Regions from separate parts of the Homo sapiens genome. Here regions 1, 3, 4 and 5 are each linked to region 2. A link is a contact called in ENCODE Hi-C or POLR2A ChIA-PET data. All regions are on one chromosome and are shown on one strand. The core of a region is the stretch at or near the end of the contact, and the rest is flanking DNA. Distances in the headings are between cores, read along the strand shown. Region 1 holds the start of POLE4 (DNA polymerase epsilon 4, accessory subunit). Region 2 holds the start of FBXO41 (F-box protein 41). Region 3 holds the start of WDR54 (WD repeat domain 54). Region 4 holds the start of HK2 (hexokinase 2). Region 5 holds the start of ZNF638 (zinc finger protein 638).

Region 1 (2,700 bases), core at 19-2,518, 1.7 Mb before region 2:
GTTAAGAAAAGCATAGGCAAATACCATTCAACGCGGGGGTTGGGGGCCTCCTAAATTACCCCTAAATTATTTATTCGCTTTGCTCTTAAAGTTGTCAGAGAAGAACGTGGCAATAGACGCAGGGCGCATGAGAATACGGTATACGAAATCTTACCCAGGTGAGGGTTCCCAGCCAGACAAGAGTCAGAAATCAAATCCCCAGTTGCTAGGTGAAAAAGAAATATCTTTTTCTGGTGCAATTTGGCAGAAGGTATGAAGGGATCCAGTCCGCTACGGCAACCCCAGACACCTTCACACACTGCCCCGCCACCCCAAGCAGACAGCCTCTACAGGTAGGGCTTCCTGGCACTGTGGCCAACAGAAACCATCCTGGGGAGAGACGCTGTGGCACCTCTCAGATCAGAGTGACGTCTTCTCAACCTGCACAAGGGGAAACCAGCCCAGCCCTCCCTTGTCTGTCCCCAGACACTGCAGTGCCACTCTACCCAAGTCTCTCCTCTGAAGGGTTTTCCTTTTTCCCTGCTGAGCGCAACAGTAGGCATCTTTTGCAATGGTCTCCACAAACAGTTCCTGTGAAGTAAAAAAGCAAAGTTTTAGTAATGGGTTCTAACACACTGAGGAGGTGAGGGCTCCGGTTTGTGGGTGGGGGCAGAAAGGGAGAAGAAAGGCTCGGGGCAAGAAAATGTTCTGGAAGCTAAGATTGTCCTGGACTTCATGAAGATCCATTCCGCTACCCTCTTCCCAGTATTCTCCCTCATTCACTAAAGACTCCTACAAGTTCTGTACGAGGCCCTGGAGATACAAATTAAAGTCACTCACTATCCAGGTCCTCAACAAGAGGGAGGAGTGTTAACAAAACTCGCACAGGTCCCCGGCCCCTTTCCTCCGCCTTCCGGGTCCACGCCCACATCTCAAAACCCGGGCCACGCCGCCCTAAGCCCCGCCCGCGGGAGGCCCCGAGGCCCCGCCCCACACTCCACCTCCCCCACTCCCGCATGCCCTCGCGCTGCAGGCGCACCGCGGCTCGTGCCAGAATGAAGATGGCTTCCTGTCCCGCTAGCGTCACGTCGGGATCTGCCTTCACCAAGGCCTTCACTCGCGCCAGAGGCAACCTCGAGAGACGAGCCCCAGGCACACTCGTTGGGGCCTGGGGCTGCGAGGCCGCTGCCTCCCCAGCAGGTCCCTCCTCCTCTCGGGGCGTCCCGCTTCCTGCCGCCGCCGCCGCCGCCATCCCGGCCTTGAGCGTGCTGCGCGCGGCCGCCGACTGTGCGCGCGCATGCGGCGCAGGCCCTTTCCCGCGCGGGCTGGAGGCCACACCCTGTGTAGGCGCGCGGCTCCGCCCCTACGCGGCAGTGCGCTGCCAGGAAACCGGGTGGGCGGGGGTCGGGCTCCGGCTCTTCCCACGCGCCTAGCCACCCGTGGGCTGTCGTGCACTTGGTTGACGCTACCGGCGACCCTCTGGCCCCGACGGGCCTGTGGAGCCCAGGCACCTCCCATTGGTGCCTGTGCCTGGCTGGTGAGGGGAGAAATCTAGACCAGGCTCGCAAGAGAGTCTCCGTCAAAACAGAGTGTGCATATTCCAAGGCTAACGAGGGCACGTGTCCGAGGGAGGCCCGGCCCTGGAGGGCCCAGCATCGTGGAAGAGGGTGCCAAGGAGGCAGCGAAATCTGGACCAAATTCAAGGATAACCAGTTATAGATGCTCTTGAAGGAGGGGTAGGGCTTTTGGCAGGCAGAAATGAAGAAATTCAGCCCAGCCAGAGGAAACAAGAAAAAGTCATGGAGGCTAGAAAAGATGAAATTGTGGTGGTGAGGCATCCACGTTTGTTCAAAAAGAGGTTGCATCACAGCTTTGGTTCTCAAATTTGACCTCAAGATCCCTTTACGGTCTTAAAGATTGTTAAAGAGCCCAGGGAGCTTTTGTTTCTGTCAGTTATATCAATACTTACTATATTAGAATTAAAGTTTTAAAATATTGATTTAAAATTACTAATGCGTTACCAGCTAACAAACAACATTTTTATGACAAGTAATTTTTTTTAAATCTAGTAAGAAAAGTCTCTAATGTCTGATTTCATGTGAGAACTGGATTCTCTAGCTGCTTCTGTTGCTAACGTTAGCACTTCTCAGGTAGCTCTTAAAAAACTACTACATCTTGAGAGAATGTGAATGAAAAAGGCAACCTCATAGTAGTATTAAGAAAATAATTTTGGCCTCATGGACTCCTGAAAAGGGTCTCCAGAAAATTCCCACCCCCATGAATCCCCACACCACACTTGGAGGTCTGATAGCGTAGAGGAACAGTTAATATTTAAAATAGGTTTAATCTAAGTCAATCATAATAATAGTGAACACCTTTAAACATTTACTATGTGCATGATTCAAAGTGTTTTAGATTTATGTAAATCATAACTTCTGTAATTTTCACAATACCCTATTGAGGTAAATATTATAACCTTCTTTTTCAAACCTTATTTGAAAAAATTGAGGTGCAGAGTGGTTACTGAGTCGCATACACAGGGCAGAATGTGGTGAAGCCAAGATGAAGCTGAATTAAACACATCTGAAATCACTCAGTTCCAAAATTATGTAGTAAACTCTGACTGGTGTAGGAGTGGAAAGGTGTGAAACCTTTCTTTACCCATTTTAAGGGTCACAGCTGACACTCCTATAACACACACAAAAAGCCTAACAAGTCTAA
Region 2 (2,775 bases), core at 180-2,679:
TGCAAAGTAGGGATAATAATAATATTAGGAAGAGCAAATGATATGCATAAAAATTATTAGCATGATGCTTGGTGCCTGGTTAATAGGAGCTGTTATCGTTTGGGTATTAGGAAAAGTGATTTCTCATTTGTCCAATCTCAGAAGACCTCCGCGAGGAGGAAAGAAATTCAGGAGCTACAGAGAGGAAGAGAAGATCGAGAGAGGGGGAATTCAACCTGATTGGCCACTGTACAGCCTCTGTCCTTATTAAGTTTGCCATTCCCCCAAAGCCACTGACAAGTTTACAAATTATCCTTCCTGATACTGAATGTCCCAATGCCTCTGCCTTCACAGGAATGGGATGGGGGTCAAAGAGAATTCCCATGAGCCCGAGTTACTGGAATCCTGGGACTAAGTTGGGTTTCTGCTCTCCTGCAACCAGATTGCCCCTCAAGGCACATGTGCACAGCCCTACCCAAGCACCACCCTCAGGCTGAAATAACACTTCCCCCTCAAGGCACATGTGCACAGCCCTACCCAAGCACCACCCTCAGGCTGAAATAACACTTCCCCCTTTTCTCATCCAAGCCTCAGCTCTGCTCTGGCCTTGGTTGCCTCCAAACCCTGTGTGGTTTCTCAGCCCCACTGCAGCCCTGTGGACTTCCTCCAAGCGTACGACAGCCAGATTGTTTCTGCCTCACCAGCTTGGTAGGCCTTAGGCCAAAGGTGGGGCCGTCTAGGTGCTCCAGTCCCAAGAAGCCTGGCTGCTATCTTAGCCAAATGGTGGGAGTGGGTAGGAGGGAACCAGGGACCTGGAGGCCTTTTCCTCCTCCTCTAGGTCCGGGATGGGATTTGTGATGGGTACACGTGTTCCTAGGCGGCTCTTTAAGAGCAGAATTGGGTCTCCGGATGGGGTCCAGCAGCAGTTCCGCGGGTTCCCTAGGAATGCCCAGAGGGGATCATCCCAGGCGGTCTCCGCGGAGACCAAGCATCTGACCCGAGGTCGCCGAGTGCACGACCCAGGCGCGCTGCCCATGAGGCCGCTTAGGGACCGTGGCGCATGTCTCAGGAGTAGCGCCTGCGCCCGCCCCCTTCCGGATTCACAGAACCACCCACCCCCGGATTTGCCCCCGCGTGGAAGCAGGCCCAAGCCAGAGTGCTAGGGTTAGGGCGGAGAGGCCCTGATTCAAGGTGGGCAACAGAAGCCACAGCTGGAGGTGCCCAGGGCGGGGAATGCACTGGGCGGTGCCGGGAGCCGGGAAGACTGGGACCCGGGAGGAGCGCGGCGCGAGCCATCCCTACACCCCTAGGGCGGCGCCGAAGACCCCTCCCCCATCGAAACCACCTTGAGCGGAAAACGTGGGGTCCCGGCGCAGCCGCTGCTGGGCGCATCTGCCGCTCCCCAGCTCACTGGAGAGCCCGCCCCGGAGGAGGGGCCGGCTCCGCCCCACCTCGGTGCTGCCTCCCTCCCCCTTCCCTTGCTTTCCTCGGCCCGCGCGCCCCCTCCTCCCCCTCCTCCTCCTCCTCCTCCTCCATCCTTCCTCCCGCCGGGTTCGTGCGCCCCTCCCGCTGCGACTGGCTGGGAGGTTCGGCCGCCCCCGCCCCGAGAGGGAGGCGGGGGCGCTAGCCGCGGCGGCCACCCAAGGCTGCGGAGGGGAACGAGATCCGAGGCCCCAAGGCGGCCCTGCGTCTGGACCGGGCACGCGGGGGCTCTTCTGCGTCCCCAGCCCTGGGCCGCTGGGCCTGGCCTCGCCGCGGGGTGGAGGAGGTAAGGGCGAGTCGCGGGCACGCTGCGGGACTGCTCCCGGAGAGGGAAGGAGGGAGGACCCCAGCCACTGTCCCTTCTTCCCCTTCCGGCTCCTTCACAGCCCTCCGGAGGCCCGCGAGGCCGCCCAACGGGGAGGGATTCTGGGCAGGCCAGACCAGAGGCAGGGAAGGGGTTAATTTAAGAAATTAAAATCAGAACGTTTCGAGACCAGGCTTCCCCTCCCCCCTCTCGCCTGTCGCTCCCTGAGCCAGGTTTTGGGGCGGGGGCGGGCTCCAGAACCCCACTGGGACTCTGGACCTTGGAGAACAGGGGCCAGAGGGAGGGGGGAGGGGAAGCGCCCTGAAACCCCAACCCTCCCTACCGGTTTCTGAGGGGCTGGGGGAGGGGCCTGGTGTTGAGGCCTGGCTGGGCACCTGTGCGGGTGTCTGTGCGTGCCGGTGTGCACGTGTGATAGTCTGGAGGTGTGCATGTGTGTGCACGCATGTGTCTGTCTCTTCACATCCAGTGCCTGTACTGGTGACAGTGCTCACAGTGTCTCTGAATGTGTGCGCCCCTCCGCATTGCCTTGCATGTGAGTGTGTGTGACACGGGGCCTGTGTGCACTGCCCACAGTCGGCCAGCGAGTACTGTGTGGGCCTGCTCTCTCCTTAGGTCTCTCTGCAGCGAGGGGCCCAGATGGTTTTCTGGGTATGGGATCCAGGTTCTGGAGCCTGTGTGTGACCTTGGGAGGTGTATGCCTGTTTGCAGGAGCAGGAGAGTAAGGCAGGGCTTAGAACAGAAAAAGCAGTGCCAGGGCTGCTAGAAGGCAGAGGACTGGATGCATTGACCCCTGAGGGTCTTCGCCAGGCTGGAGTGACTACTCTGGGAGGTATACATGTTGGGGCCACAGCCACAGGTGTGGAGAGCCAGAGCCCCAGCCTTCTTGGGGGACTCAGAGGGATTTATAGAGGCAGTGGACATTCCTTTACTCCCCACCCACAGGGGCCTAATAGGGGTATAATGGGGACAACTCCGGCTGCCTCCCCCAT
Region 3 (2,725 bases), core at 80-2,579, 1.1 Mb before region 2:
AAAAGAGTGAGTGGGCCAAGCATGTGAAAAGTCTGGAAGTGTTTAGAGGCAAGTGGGAAAGTCTGGAAGCCTGGCAGGGAAGCTGAGAAGGCTCTGGTGGGGCAAGCAGGAGAGTCCTCTTCTTACCTGTATTCCTCGATGTGAGGTGAGTACCAGCAGCACTCGGAAGGGGAGGACACACCAGTGGACCTGGAGGGAGGTGCATCAGTGTAGGGAGAAAATCAAAGCAGGGAAGATGAGTTTGTTTGTTTTTTTTTTTTTTTTGGGGGACGGAGTCTTGCTCTGTGGCCCAGGCTGGAGTGCAGTGGCGCCATCTCGGCTCACTGCAACCTCAGCCTCCTGGGTTCAAGCGATTCTCCTGCCTCAGCCACCCAAGTAGCTGGGATTACAGGTGCACGCCACCACACCCGGTTAATTTTTTTTGTATTCTTAGTAGAGAAGAGGTTTCACCATGTTGGCCAGGCTGGTCTCGAACTCCTGGCCTCAAGTGCCCGTCTCAGCCTCCCAAAGTGTTGGGATTACAGGCGTGAGCCACCGCGCCCGGCAGGAGAGGGGAGATTCTGAGGTTAGGACATGCCTGGGGAGATTCTGAGGTTAGGACATGCCTGCTCCTGAAGGTTTGGAGAGAAAAGGCTGGGGGTAGGACTGGGTTCAGCAACATCACTCCCAGCTCCATGCCTCACCTGAGTGATAAGTGGGGGACTCACTCCAGCACCCTCCTTAGCGTGGAGCTGGCGCTGGGCCAAGGGCACACCCTCAGGAGCAGCGCTGAGAAGCTGGGCGCTTGGTCCATGAACCACGCCAAAATACGTGAGGTTGCGAGCCGGCAGCTGCAGCACACTGAGGTTGTTGCACAGGGCGGCGGCCGAGCCTCGCAGGGGAATGGAGCGCTCCCAGCGGAACATCCTGTGTGGGGGTGCAGCCGAATCACCAGGCGCGCTACAAACAGACGCAGCGGAGATGCCCGAGGGCGGCTATCATCGAGCATTTCGGAAGATGCCTGAGACTGGGTCATAGGATGGGGTGCCCAGAGGACGGTGATGGGGGAGGGTCTCGAGGAGCAAGACAGGGGAGTCCCAGGGCTGTTTTGGGGCGACGGGGGAATCGCAGAGGAGGAATGGGGATGACACAGGACCACCCGATGGCCCCAAGCCCGCGAGCCAAATAAGTGTGATGAAGCCCCCAAGGCTTTCTCCCTCGGCTCGGATCCCTGAAGCCCCCGGCCTAGATCAGAGGTAACACCTGCAGCCCCAGATCGGCTCGCCTGACTCCTGGTTCGTAGGGTCCCTCCAAATCCGCCGCCACCATAGAGACGACGCACGTACGCACGGCCCTTGGGCGGGGTGAGCGGCCGGAACGTGCCGCGGGCGGCGCGGTTGCCGGGGCAACTGTGGGCGGGGCGAGCGACCCCGAGCCCGTGGTTGCCCAGGCGACTGTTAGGTGGCTTACGCGGCCCGGATGCAGCAGAAACACCAGCGTTGCTGCGACCGCGTTGGCGATGGCGCACGAAGGCTCGGTGAGCTTCAGTTCAGCTGGGGATGCGCCAGAGCCAGGGTCGGCCGTTAAGGTCGGTGTCGGGAACAGTGGGCTGGCTCTGGGCCGCCCAGTGCCCCTACTTGCTCCCGCCCACCGCGCGGGAGTTTAGATGACCAAGGAAGCCACGTCGGTACTCGGGCAGAAAACCTACACCTGCACGGTGCCCACTCAAACGCTTTGTTACACTCAAGCCATGAGGGAAAGGGTCAGTGGGTGGTGTAGAGCCCGAGAACAGGAAGTGGATTTTGAAACAGCTAATGAATGTAGTAAGTCTCTTACATGGTGGTGCGTATTTAAATGGATGAGCATTTAGAGAGGGAAGATAACAGAAAAAATCTATTTCGAGAATTTCAAGAGGAAGAAATATATTAAATAATTCAGAGACTGCACTTGAAAGTCAAATTGTTTAAGAGCCAATCAATTTTAAAATAAAGAAAACGGGGCCGGTCTCAATGGCTCATGCCTGTAATCCCAGCACTTTGAGAGGCTGAGGCGGGAGGATTGCCTGAGCTCAGGAGTTCAAGACCAGCCAGGCCAACATGGCGAGACCCCGTCTCGACTAAAATACAAAAAATTAGCTGGATGTGGTGGCGCGGTGCCTGTAATCCCAGCTACTCGGGAGGCAGAGGCAGGAGAATTGCTTGAACTCGGGAGGCGGAGGTTGCAGTGAGCCGAGATCGCGCCACTGCGCTCTAGCCTGGGTGACAGAGAGAGACTGTCTCAAAAAAAAAAAAAAAAAAAAAAAAAAAAGAAGAAGAAGAAAGAAAACGGATTTGAAGAGCCTTTGTGCAAAAATATCTCTGTCCCTTCTGGTCACCATCACGGGTGTCAGATGCGAGGCTGGGAGGGGAGGTCTAAGGAAACAACTCTCTTTACTCAGTCCAGTCAGCCCTGCTCTAGTCAAGCTTGGCCTGGGCTATGGGCCACTCCTGGTGCTTGCTACAGGGCTGTTCTCACTGGTGGATAGGGTTAATGAGACTTCAGGGATTTTGAGTTCTGCAAGACTTAGGAAACAGCAGATTTGGGGGGATAATGAATTTTAGGAAACAGATATGAGACAAGGTTTTAGCGGGGCAATAGGCAAAGGTTTGGGAAGATCACATTTGGAAGTACATTTTGGAAGGAACCAGGTTCAGGGAGACTGTTGTGGGGAATTGAGGGAGCTCCCAAGAGATTGTTTGTAAACTTT
Region 4 (2,700 bases), core at 9-2,508, 1.5 Mb before region 2:
ACTTTTAGGGCAAACCAGAAAGTAACAACCAAAGTCCTCCCCTTACTCAGAGGCAGATCCTGAGGACACGAGGCTGGGCGGTCCCGAGGCTGATTTGGAGGGGCGGGGGTTAATGGGGGACGCCCCTCGCCGAGCCTCAGTTCCGGGCGCCACAGTTCCGGGGAGGGGGCGCGGCGGGCGGAGTTCCTCTGCCCCTTTCCTACTCCTTCCCGGGTCAGCTTCTCCTCGAGCCCACCCCCGCAGGGCCGCGGGGAAGGAGAAGGGAACCGCTCGTCTCCTACACGCGGTCCGCGAGCGCGGACGGCCCCCGGCGGCCCCACGCGGCAGCGGAGCAGCCTCCCGCAGCCACGATTCTCTCCACGTGCTCTCGCCGGAACTCGCGCTGCAGAAGGGGGCTCCCTCCCACGTGGGCGCAGCAATCCCTGACTACCTGCGGGGTGACCCGCCCCTCCAGTAACAGGGAAAAAGGGACTGGGGGAGAGAGCGTGAGCGCGTGCCGGAGCTCAGGGAGGGAGGGCGCCCGGCGGAGCGCGACCTCGGCTCCCCGCCCGCGCGCACTCGCCGGCTGTGCTTAGCGGACGTGGCTCCTGGCGCCCAGGAGTGTCCCGGCTGCCCAAACTTTTTCCGCTCCCAGGCCCGGAGTAGGGAGGAAGCGGGTCCCCGCAGGGTCGAGGAAGAGACTGATGGAGGCCAGACCACTTTGCCAGAGCCCAGCCTGCCGCCCCGCCCGCGCTGACTTACCTTCTGCACTTGGTCATGGTTGAGCTCCGTGAAGAAGTAGGCAAGCAGATGCGAGGCAATCATCCTGCCGCGGCCCGACGGCGCAGAGTTGGGAAACCGAGGCGGAGACGCGAGAGGGGAGGCGGGCGGCGCGGTCCGACTGCTTTGTGCTGGGGCTCGGCTGCCGGGCCGGGAGCTGGGAGTCCGGACGGCGCACAAAGAAGGCTACCGGCGAGGGTGCGCCCGGCTGGCGGAGGGCGCGGGTCTCCGGAGACGTGATTTTGGCGTCACAACTGCTAGAAGGCGCCTCAGTTCTCTCCTGGCGACGTGTCCGGTTGTCCCACGTCAAGGCGCTAACTTCGGCCACAGGATCACTGAGGCTCAACTTGAGAAGAATCTCAGCCCGGCTCCACTCGGGCAGTGGGACCTCTCCGATTCACAGGCGCGTGGCTCGGGCCCGCGGATTTTCTTAGCTGGGTGACACGATGTTGCCAGCGGCAGCCCGGGACTCCTGCGCCGGAGTTTCATGCAACAATGTGGCTTATTGAGGGGCTGCCGGCCCGCGGGCCTCCGGATCAGTGACGTGCGCACGCCCATTGGCTGCGCGGGGAGGGTGTGTGCGCCCACGGACCGCCCGCCGCCGTGGCGCAGCCAATCATCGCTCACGGCTCGCGGGCGCGGCCGCTCAGACACCGGAGCCGGCAGCCTGGGGAGGCGCGCCGGGGGCGGGGGGCGGGGGAGGGGCGGGGCGCCTGAGATGGGACGTGTGGTCCGTGGCTAAAGGCTGGGACGGAAAGGCGCATGAGCCACCGCCGCGTCAGGCTCGGCTATGGGTGGGGGGAGCGTGATCGCGGACCCGGGGTGTGGGGCGACTGGAAAAACGGGCCTCTGGACCAGCACACGCCCTGTGCGGAGAGACACTGTCTGGCATCTCGGGATCATGTGAGGGGCTCCCACTGCCCAGTCACACGTCTAAAGCATCCTAGTTCTTACCTATTGTAGCACGGCCGGAAAGTGAGCCGCCTTAGCTGCTGATTGTACTAGAGCAGGCAATACAAGAGTCGGCCCATCCTCAAAACCACTGATAGGATGTGAGTTTCACTAACCCCGTTTTACAGATGAGGAAATTGAGGCAAGGCCAGGGCTCACACCTGTAATCCCAGCACTTTGGGAGTCCAAGGTTGGAGGGTTGCTTGAGACCAGGAGTTCATGACCAGCCTGGGCGACATAGTGAGACCCCCATCTTCCCAAATAAAAATAAATAAATCAGCCGGACATGGTGGCATGTGCCTGTAGTCCCTGCTGCTCAGAAGGCTAAGGTGGAAGGATAGCTTGAGCCCAGGAGTTCGAGGCTGCAGTGAGCTATGATCATACCACTGTACTCCAGCCTAGGTGACAGAGGGAGACCCTGTCTCAAAAAGAAAAGAGACTTACACGAGGTCACATAGCTAATAAGTGGCAGATAGGGAAGAGAACCCTTGTCCCTCTACTTTAAGGCCCTATTCGCTTGCCCCATTATCCCATGCTGCCTCTCTAAGAGCCAGAGAAGTAGGAGGTAGAAAAAGAGCATCTCTGCAGCTCTGGGACTGATGATGTGAATGAACTGGGTAGATGGTAAGTGTGTAACTGGGTGATCTTGGACATGGGATGGGGTGGGTGAGGAGGCTTACCAATGCTGAGAGGAGTGGAAGCTCCAACCCCAGCTAATGCTAGACACCAGACTCCAAATTTAAACACACAGTGGAAACTGGCAAGAATGAAATACTGACTTCAATACAGATTTCAAGAGACATGACATTAGCACTGGTGGAGAATGGCAAGCCTAAGGTTGGAAAAGGTTCAGGGAAGGAAGATGAAGGTCTGCCATGTTCTACTGAGGAGGAGTTTTTCAAACAGTGGGGTGCTGTCTGCAATGTGTACAGCCTTAAAATTATTATATAAGTAATCAATACTCATTGTTGAAAAATAATATATGGATAA
Region 5 (2,700 bases), core at 196-2,695, 2.0 Mb after region 2:
CAAAATAAAATATAAAATGCTGTCAAACTTTTTTAAAAGACAGCAACATAAGTCCACTAAGTCTCAAATGTCTAATCATTAACAAAATTTAAAGCTATTTGAATGTCATTTACATGTTTGTTTTTCTCCGAAAACTTCCTTAAATTCACCTTTTTTTGGTCAATCCTTTTCTCCAGGTTATCAATTTTTAATTGTAAATCTGAACCAGCAAGCACAACATCCCTGAAAAAATAATCCTTTACAACAAATGAGGGGAAAAAGCAGAAAATTTTTTGTGCAAAATTCCAGAGCTCGTTGGAAAAAGTACTTGAACATAAATCGCTGGATCCTGGTGACAAGTTTTTCATCGGGACTCCTTTAAACTACTACAATTTCTGGTCCTGGCCCCAAACTTCGCCTAAGGACAAATTTTAAGATTAAGAAAAATTAGCTTCAGGTAGCCTTCACTCTATAGCTCAATCCATGATTTTGTAATACTGAAGTATCCCTCATTAACAATTACCTCAAACAACAAAAGATCTATTTCAAACGTTCTCAAGGATTCCAGTCTGTGATATATACATTCCCCCTTCCTTTAAGAGAACGGGGCCCAAGCTAAGAATCACACAAAAACAATTCACTAACGTTCTGTTTTCACAATTCCTCTGAGAAATTTGGAAATACTGTTAGGTATCACAACCATTTATGAGTCCTCAGTCTCCCACAGAGGTGATATTTTCTTTGGTTTCATACCTGCACTACGCAGCACAGAACACCAGCCCGGAAAAGCCGCTGGATCCTAACATTCCCTCCTTCATCCCGACACCCCCTCCCCAACCCCAAACACAAACACGCTCTTCTCTCCACGCTTCTTGCACAATGTCGCTGGTCAGAGGGCTCGGCTCAAACTCCACCGCCTCTTCGGGCCCGACGGGAACGCTTCCTCCCTGCTCGGCATTCCCTCACCACCGCTTCCTCGGCTGTCAGGCCCAGCGCAGCCTCGGCAGGCCGGGCGCTGCTGGGGAAGGGGCCGCCTCGGCCTCGCCAAAGGGCTCTTCACGATCCTCGGCCCAGTGCAACGGCGTCAGGCAGCTCTTCTCGAGGCAGGGTCCTTCACGAGTACCCGGACGGGCCCTCCCGGGTAGCGAAGTGAATAAACGACGGAGCAGGGCAGCACAGCACAGCTTCCCTTCCCATCCCGGGGGTCCCCCAACCTCCTCCCGCCCCCGCCGTCTGCCCGCCGCCATTTTGTGCGGAGCCGCTGCGACACAGATACAATAGTCGGCCCGGATCTCACAGGAAGGGCTCAGGACCCCCACGATACCGGCCTCCGCCTTCCAACCCCCTACTCCCCACAGGGCAGCGGTCCTACCTATGCCTACCCGACTAACAGCTGGATCCCATCCGCGCCCCACACAGTTTAGCACTCAGCCTCCAGTCTCGACGCCGAAAACGCTACCGCCTCCAAAGAGCTGCACGCATGCGCGCCTCCCAGCTCCTGCGAGCCCTCGTAGGCTCCCGGCGCCTGCGTACCGCTGGCACCGCGCTCGCCCGAAGCCCGAGAAGAGCCGGGCGGAGCGGGCTCCCGGAAGGGGCGCTCCCGCGTGGTGGCGGCGAAGGCGTGCGGCAAAAAAAAAAAAAAACTCCAGCGCCGTCTTCACTCTTTTGCTGGTTCTGTGCCTGTCCTCTCCAAACCGCTCATCCTTTTAAGACCTATATTGTCTCACCTCCTTCATGAAGTCTTCCCTGATCATTTGTGCCTTCAATAATAACATTATATGGCCAGGCGCGGTGGTTCACGCCTGTAATCCCAGCACTTTGGGAGACCGAGGTGGGTGGATCATCTGAGGTCAGGAGTTCGAGACCAGCCCGGCCAACAGGGTGAAACCCCGTTACTAAAAACACAAAAAATAGCCGGTGGCGCGCGCCTGTAGTCCCAGCTACTAGGGGGTGCTGAGGCAGGTGAATTGCTTGAACCCGGGAGGCGGAGGTTGCAGTGAGGGAAGATTGCACCACTGCACTCCAGCCTGGGCAACAGAGTGAGACTCCATCTCAAATAATAATAACAACATTATATTATAACAGGTTATATTCGCGCCTAGCACGTTAATATAATGCTTTGTATGGTCAAGATTTTGCCTGCTTTTATCCTGTCACCTTGCACCTTTTGATCCCTATGGCAATGATGTGTGTCATAGCTACTCAAAACTGTAAAGTAGAATTCAACCAAAGCTATTCAGCTAAAACTTTAACACTCTGAAAATCCTTTTGTCATTTCACAATAAAAAGCCCTATCTGTGTGGTAGATATTTGTAATCTCCATTTTACCCATGGAAAACCTTGGGATGACAGACGTTAAAGAACTGTGTTATGCAATGTTTTATCTTCTCGAGGTGGCTGTACTACACCAATATGAAAACCCAGTCATTGTTCAAAATCTGGTAAAGCTACAAGCCCTGCCGTATGCATACCACACAAATCACACCACCCACCCTGAGTCTCACACATCGGTTTTACCTAGCACTCAAGCAAATGCATTTCTTTTATTCACATTAAAACAAGCATTTGAAAGACTAAAAAGAAAAGTCGTTTTAAAAAGATATCTTATCGGATTTTCATTTCAAACCAAAAATCCTGCTAGGGACAACAAATCAAAAACAACAAAGAAAAAGCCAACAAGCTCCCCCTAAACACCAAATAACCCATGTTAACATTTGATAA

What was found. A loop is a pair of places that touch in the nucleus more often than their neighbours do. ChIA-PET counts read pairs that join two places held with the same protein, here RNA polymerase II (POLR2A). Pooled maps may share reads with other maps.
Region 1: a loop to region 2 is called in a map of OCI-LY7, with 9 times the contacts of the local background. The contact joins the promoter of POLE4 here to the promoter of FBXO41 in region 2. A Hi-C loop is called at or near these places in 5 of 168 maps with a recorded cell type or tissue (CD4-positive, alpha-beta T cell, CD8-positive, alpha-beta T cell, OCI-LY7 and 1 more) and 10 of 50 pooled maps.
Region 3: a loop to region 2 is called in a pooled map, with 6 times the contacts of the local background. The contact joins the promoter of WDR54 here to the promoter of FBXO41 in region 2. A Hi-C loop is called at or near these places in 4 of 50 pooled maps.
Region 4: a pooled map shows a loop between it and region 2 (7-fold over the local background). The contact joins the promoter of HK2 here to the promoter of FBXO41 in region 2. A Hi-C loop is called at or near these places in 2 of 37 single-sample maps with no recorded cell type and 7 of 50 pooled maps. POLR2A ChIA-PET finds 5 or more read pairs at or near these places in 2 of 52 experiments (GM10248 and activated CD8-positive, alpha-beta memory T cell).
Region 5: a loop to region 2 is called in a pooled map, with 6 times the contacts of the local background. The contact joins the promoter of ZNF638 here to the promoter of FBXO41 in region 2. A Hi-C loop is called at or near these places in 5 of 50 pooled maps. POLR2A ChIA-PET finds 5 or more read pairs at or near these places in 2 of 52 experiments (AG04450 and GM12878).

Annotation. Positions count from the first base shown.
Region 1 is chr2:74,957,211-74,959,910 of GRCh38, reverse strand. It overlaps POLE4 (DNA polymerase epsilon 4, accessory subunit), which reads right to left and starts at 1,268. Exons shown (of 4, transcript NM_019896.4): 1 at 1,019-1,268; 2 at 486-570. The coding sequence starts at 1,231. It overlaps LOC105374809 (a long non-coding RNA gene), which reads left to right and starts at 1,032. Exons shown (of 5, transcript NR_187884.1): 1 at 1,032-1,179. RefSeq lists silencers at 820-1,059, 1,130-1,389 and enhancers at 681-1,181, 1,182-1,682.
Region 2 is chr2:73,283,132-73,285,906 of GRCh38, reverse strand. It overlaps FBXO41 (F-box protein 41), which reads left to right and starts at 1,429. Exons shown (of 13, transcript NM_001371389.2): 1 at 1,429-1,747. It overlaps LOC124907840 (a long non-coding RNA gene), which reads right to left and starts at 1,373. Exons shown (of 2, transcript XR_007087013.1): 1 at 1,325-1,373. RefSeq lists silencers at 403-452, 463-642, 1,373-1,782, 1,803-1,892.
Region 3 is chr2:74,420,334-74,423,058 of GRCh38, reverse strand. It overlaps WDR54 (WD repeat domain 54), which reads right to left and starts at 1,329. Exons shown (of 10, transcript NM_032118.4): 1 at 1,243-1,329; 2 at 684-906; 3 at 127-189. The coding sequence starts at 905. It overlaps C2orf81 (chromosome 2 open reading frame 81), which reads left to right and starts at 1,440. Exons shown (of 3, transcript NM_001316764.3): 1 at 1,440-1,516. The coding sequence starts at 1,499. RefSeq lists an enhancer at 650-829 and a silencer at 1,230-1,509.
Region 4 is chr2:74,832,685-74,835,384 of GRCh38, reverse strand. It overlaps HK2 (hexokinase 2), which reads right to left and starts at 1,258. Exons shown (of 18, transcript NM_000189.5): 1 at 742-1,258. The coding sequence starts at 804. HK2-DT (HK2 divergent transcript) reads left to right here and starts at 1,398. Exons shown (of 1, transcript NR_185897.1): 1 at 1,398-2,700. RefSeq lists silencers at 117-366, 1,287-1,516, 1,697-1,766 and an enhancer at 1-540.
Region 5 is chr2:71,330,527-71,333,226 of GRCh38, reverse strand. It overlaps ZNF638 (zinc finger protein 638), which reads right to left and starts at 1,445. Exons shown (of 28, transcript NM_014497.5): 1 at 1,352-1,445. RefSeq lists enhancers at 479-1,164, 1,165-1,852 and a silencer at 1,436-1,645.